Linked DNA regions of Homo sapiens: region 2 is linked to region 1. Evidence: read pairs that join two places in POLR2A ChIA-PET (ENCODE). Cell type or tissue: CD4-positive, alpha-beta T cell. All regions are shown on one strand. Links, peaks and the distances in the headings refer to the core of each region. The heading gives the core; the rest is flanking DNA. Region 1 has its middle 360 kb from the start of TRD-AS1. Region 2 has its middle 30 kb from the start of LINC02332.

Region 1 (2,918 bases), core at 161-2,660:
ATCAAGGATACAACACTCCCTTAACACTCCAAAACTTTTATGTCCTGCAAGAACACAAAAAATATCATTGCTGTTAATTATAAAGACCAAAGATACATGCCAATAATCAGAGACCCTCTAGGCTGTATTCCATGGGAGCTTGATTTAGTAAACCCATAGATTTCTTAAAACTGAATACTGCCAAGGGCTCTTCTGGGATTATGGTTATGATCTAGCCTGGTATGTAGATGTATGTACTTCCTAGACAAATGCACAGAACAGTTCTCAGTCATATCTAGTATGCTGGATAAAGCACAGGGAGCATAGAGGGCAAACCACCCTTCGGGGTCCCTTGTCCTCAGAAGCCCTCCCTAGGTAGACACAGAGCACTTACCAAAGGTCAGAAACACAGTTACTCTTGCCACCAGCCTCATACTTCAAGGACAAATGAGGATTGTGGACCCAGAGTTCAGTTTTTGTGTCTGATTCTAGGTTTAAAGAATTTCCAGAGAACAGAAGCAACAGCTACTAGTAAAGACTTGCAAGGAGTGCAGCTCTCATTGTGTTGTTGTCAGGATCTTGTCAGCCAATGATAGAGCAGTTGCTTTTCTATGTCTTCCTCCCCAGGTTTAGTCATGTTCCTGAGAAGACGGTGAGGATATCAACCAGACATCCTCAACTCAGGGGGTGTCTACTGAAATCATTTATGAGGTTTAAAGTCTAAGAGGCTGGCACAGAATGAGGAAAACTGATCATAAGGATGTATCTATCCAGACCTTTTCTTCCATCATTTCTTCCTCAATGTACCAAATAAAGTTTCCTCTGCTCCATGGAGCTTGTGGAAAGTGTCATTAAATCCCAGAAGCCTATAGTGAGCTCTGTGTTGTAAGGAGTTGGAAATTCCCATCTACATTCTAGAAAACGGAAGTGAAGTTCAAAAGTAGGAAGTGATGTGCTCAGGGGGAAAATAAAAATTGATAACATTGACACTGAAAGCTAAGTCTCCCCAAACTCGGGTTTTCTATAGAGGTCCCTGGAATCATGTGTTGACTGTTGTCTAAGTAGCCATTTCTCAATATATCTGTTCTTGATATAGTGACTAATGACATAAATGGTGCTGGCTCTCATCCTCCTTAAACTCATGGCCTTCATGTTCATTTCCTAATTTCTATGCCCGTGCTTATGCCTACTGTGTGCACCAAGGACACTGAGGCGGAAAGAAAAGAGACCAGGAAAAGCAAAGAAGTTTGGGGTGACGGTGGTAAGAATAGGTAAAGGAAAGGAAGAAAAAGGTGTAAGGAATAGGGGAGGTAAGAGATGATTAGGGAAGTGAAACTTGGAGAAAGCAGTGTTAAGGGAGGTGCTCTGAAAAGACTTAGTCCATCAGTGTAAGGGCCCCAGAACTTTTGAAGCCATAACACACTTAATAAGAGATCATAAAGTACAATTTGTCTAAAGAGGATAAAAGTGTATCATTTTTTTTCCTGTTTTCTGTGGAACTTTAGTGGAAAACATAAGCTTAGCGTCCCTTCTGCAAGAAAGAAACCTGAGTTTTAAGGTGAAGCAGCCCCCTCTTGTGACTGACTGACTGAATGAACTGTGTAGCTATAATCAGGCAAAAAGTCAGCCAGCAATCTTCTGACTCTTTTATCAGGTTTGAAGGTAGGTATCTTAGTTTTAATACCTCTGTACTCATCTTTGTTTTATCAGTCCTCTAACACTCCAAGAAAGGTTTTAACTATTTTTTAAATTACTTTGTTATTTCAATAATATTCCCATTATAATTCTCAATTGCTGACTTGGAGTTAATTTTTCTTTTGTTTCTAATATTCCCATAATTAAAGGCTAGTTCAAAAGCCCATACTATTCAATGTTTATAAGAGATATTGGCGGCCGGGCATGGTGGCTCACGCCTGTAATCCCAGCACTTTGGGAGGCCGAGGCGGGCGGATCATGAGGTCAGGAGATTGAGACCATCCTGGCTAACACGGTGAAACCCTGTCTCTACTAAAAATACAAAAAATTAGCCGGGCATGGTGGCAAGTGCCTGTTGTCCCAGCTACTTGGGAGGCTGAGGCAGGAGAATTGCTTGAACCCGGGAGGCGGAGGTTGCAGTGAGCTGAGATTGTGCCATTGCACTCCAGCCTGGGCGACAGAGCAAGACTCTGTCTCAAAAAAAAAAAAAAAAAAGAGATATTGGCACAGAATAAGCACTCAATAATTACTTGTTTCATGAATGCGTAGATGAGTCATAACTGACAAATTTACTGAGAGAACTTATGCTGAGCAAATCTTTAAATTATTGTCTGTGCACTCTTTCAGTTTTCTGGAATAGAATTTGAACAAAAGACTACAATGGGGTAAACACAGGGTCAGATTTGTAGGCAAAAATTCAATGATAGACAATAAATTTCCCCAACACGGGTGTGAAAAATCAAGCTACAAAGATATAGAGTAAAAGTCATAGTAATAATATTCCATTCATTTAAAAAATATTCACTAAGAGCCTACTCTGTACCAGATCACAAAGATGTAAGTTAACAGGACAGTACTGCCGAAAATATAAGAAGAAACAAGCAATTACTGAAAGTAGGGAGGACTATATCATGTTGTTACATTAACAAAGGCAGAAGAAAAGTAATTAATGCAATTTCCTTTTTTGCTTTTGGTTTGTTCGCCTTTATTTTTTGGAAGACAATTGAGGCCACTAACAGGTGATTTTTTAATGGTATTGAAAAACCATTAAGTATTTTGCATAGCTCTAAAGAATAAAAAATGTATTTGTCCAATCTACTGAGTATTCGCAGAGTATCTTACATTTTAGAAGATTACATGATCTCTAAGATCATAATGGGTAAGGTTTTCTCCTCCTTTGCTTGATGAAAAACCAAAATAATGAGTTCAACTTATTTTAACTTCTTTATGATTTACCACCATAA
Region 2 (2,918 bases), core at 254-2,753, 400 kb before region 1:
GATGCTTCATTTCCAAGCAGAGTACTTCTCCCAGGGTTCTTTTGCTTGGTTGAAACCTAATCTAACACTAAGCACATATTTAGCTAAACTCACGAAAAATTTTAAGCTCACGCACTCTTTGGAATGGTGGGAAACTTCAGAGACCATTTACTGTAAGCTCTCAACTTCACACATTTCTCTCCTGAGTGACCTCAGGTTTCTGAAGATCTCCAGGGAAGGTCTTGTTCACCAATTCTCATGTTCCTTTTTTTTCTTATAATTAGAGAGGTCCACCTTATATCCAAACCTAACCATTTCTCTGCCATGGCCAAAGTCCATTAAACTTGTTCACCTTTAAGTTTACCCTCAAATGAAATTTTGCATAAAATCTAACTATTAAAAATCATGAGGCCGGGCGCGGTGGCTCACGCCTGTAATCCCAGCACTTTGGGAGGCCGAGGCGGGCGGATCACGAGGTCAGGAGATCGAGACCATCCCGGCTAAAACGGTGAAACCTCGTCTCTACTAAAAATACAAAAAATTAGCCGGGCGTAGTGGCGGGCGCCTGTGGTCCCAGCTACTTGGGAGGCTGAGGCAGGAGAATGGCGTGAACCCGGGAGGCGGAGCTTGCAGTGAGCCGAGATCCCGCCACTGCACTCCAGCCTGGGCGACAGAGCGAGACTCCGTCTCAAAAAAAAAAAAAAAAAAAAAAAAAAATCATGAATCATTTGACCACCCATCTTTTTCAAGGAGATTTCACATATATTATCTCATCTGAATTTCATAGCATCCTTTGAAGTAGTCAAGGCTGGAATAATAATCTCCACATTTTAGGTTAACTGAGGCTGGGAGAGCTTGGTGATCTTCTCATGGCTGCCTAGTGAGTGAGTGGCTGAGCCGGGGTCCATACTGTTTTTTGGCTTCTAGTTGAATGCCTTAATGATTTATTTTGCACACGTTCATGTATTGATCATATTACCTTGCCTTTCAAGTATGCCTCCTTTCTTATTCTCTCCCTCAATGAAAGAGACAATACCATCAACAAAACAATAATCCCCCAAAAGAAAACCCTCCAGCTCAATTCCTTTTCAGAGCAGCGACTTTTTAATCCTCACACACTTTCTGTGAACCGGAAGATAATGGTTACCAATATTTCAGTTACATTAATTGGGAAAAATGAGGGCCAGAGGAAATAAATCAGAATAATGGTTATAGAGGCTGCAGGCTGGTACAGACAGCAATATTTTGAACCTTAGAAATTGTAAGTCCTTGCTCTGCTATTGTAACCATATTCAAATCAACTACTCTGAATAGACAGAAACGCCACGTCCAAGTTCCTCTGCCTCTTGGGAAAATCAGTTAAGAAATGTGAAGAAATAAGAAAAGTACCTTTTACTATGTGCCTTCTCTTAAGAAAATAGATTCTAGAAAATGTCAAGATGACAATATCCTTTATCCATGCTGAATTTGTACATAAGTGCATGTTTATGCATAAGAGCAACATGAAACATTTTAAAGACAAGTTTGAGACATTAATTTGGGCCAATACGGCACATTGAATTGCAAATTGATGACAAGGCTCAATTGTGGGTCAAGCCCCAGTACTCACTTGGTTTAACTAGCACCCTGGTTCCTCCTCCAAAAGTTAGCTTGTTGCCTGCAGCTTTGATCACACAATGATTTAAGGCCCAGCAAAAACCACAGGGACCAAGAAAATAACACTCAGTTGGTGCTCAACAAAGGACATTTTCTATGGTCTTGGAAAAGTGGAGGGTTTGCAATGTGCAGGGTAATCCTATCTCCTAGCACTGTATCCTCTTCATAGAGCTGGAATGCTTGCAAGTGGGCACATATTTGGGTCTAAGCCCTTCACATAGTTATTGTCTACTCTGCTTTGGGAATTCGGATCTTGCTCTGTGAATAAGGATAATATTAATAGCTCTCAACCATAACCTCATTCAGGGGCCCACTTGGCCATTTTTGTCTCACAAAGGCAATTTTCTCTGAAAACAGAAAGCCCTGTAAGCTCCAGGGAGTCTTCAGAGTAAGGCTATTCATACATTCAGAATGGAAATGCTGAATGAACACACTCATATACATGCATGCACTTGCTAACAGGGTTTCTGTATTCAATCGAGTGCCCAGGAAAGGCCCCAAAGAGAGGACGAGTACTTCAGTCCTAGGTCCTCCCAGCTGCCATATCCACTGGATACTGCGGATCAACTTTACTTTCTCAGTGAAAGTTTCAGACCCAGACTCCCTCCAGCTACTCTAGAGCCCATCCATCGGTGAGGCTAAGTGCTGAGGAAGCATGGAAACAGGCTTCTTGGGGAAAGTTTACAGAGAACCACGGAGAGGCCATTCTCAATAAGAAAGAGTGCAGCGACAGATGGAGCCTCTGACAGGGAGACGGCCAAGAGTCACAGGACCCAAGAAAAACACACCTTAGAAAGCTGGTCTAGTTTGCTTGCCCATTCTGGGTGGAGGGCCATGTCCTTCACCAAATATTGTGGGTGGACCAGAGCAGGTGTTTTAGGATGCTCACATGTTTTAGTGGGACCTCCCTTCTTTGCCTTTGGTGGGGACCATCAAGTTCTCTCTGATTCCTGGGTTCCTAAAAGGGACTTTCCATCGCCTTTGTCTCCCTCTGCTTCCTCGTCCTAATCTACCTAGGGACTGGGGTCCTCCAGGAGGGGAAGTACACATATCTCTTTAGTTTCAAGACTAAAGGAGTTAATTCATCTCCCCTTTTAATTTCTCCACAGTAATATTTTCCTGGAATAGAAAGCGACTCACTCACCAGGCCAGACAGTCAACTGAGTTCCTCTTCCAAAGTATAGCCTCCCCAGGGTTGAGCCTCTGTCGGCACAATGCTGGTCCCCTTTACATGAACCCAGCCCTAATGTTTCCCATCCCCTCTCCCCTCAGCTTTGGAGTAC

The links. Peaks named below come from ENCODE experiments on the same cell type or tissue, not always from the same donor. Only the 100,000 strongest peaks of a DNase experiment are listed, where the experiment ranks them.
Region 2: POLR2A ChIA-PET joins it to region 1 with 7 read pairs; 3 of 35 experiments call an interaction of 5 or more read pairs at or near these places.

Annotation. Positions count from the first base shown.
Region 1 is chr14:22,121,022-22,123,939 of GRCh38, reverse strand. It overlaps TRA and TRAV26-1. Among named protein-coding and RNA genes, the nearest start is that of TRD-AS1, 360 kb to the left of the region's middle. In CD4-positive, alpha-beta T cell, for the core only: no CTCF peak of the experiment used is centred there; DNase peaks (open chromatin) are centred at 609 and 1,549; H3K4me3 peaks cover 1,215 bases.
Region 2 is chr14:22,525,577-22,528,494 of GRCh38, reverse strand. It overlaps TRA, TRAJ18 and TRAJ17. Among named protein-coding and RNA genes, the nearest start is that of LINC02332, 30 kb to the left of the region's middle. In CD4-positive, alpha-beta T cell, for the core only: no CTCF peak of the experiment used is centred there; no DNase peak of the experiment used is centred there; H3K4me3 peaks cover 2,500 bases; H3K27ac peaks cover 2,286 bases.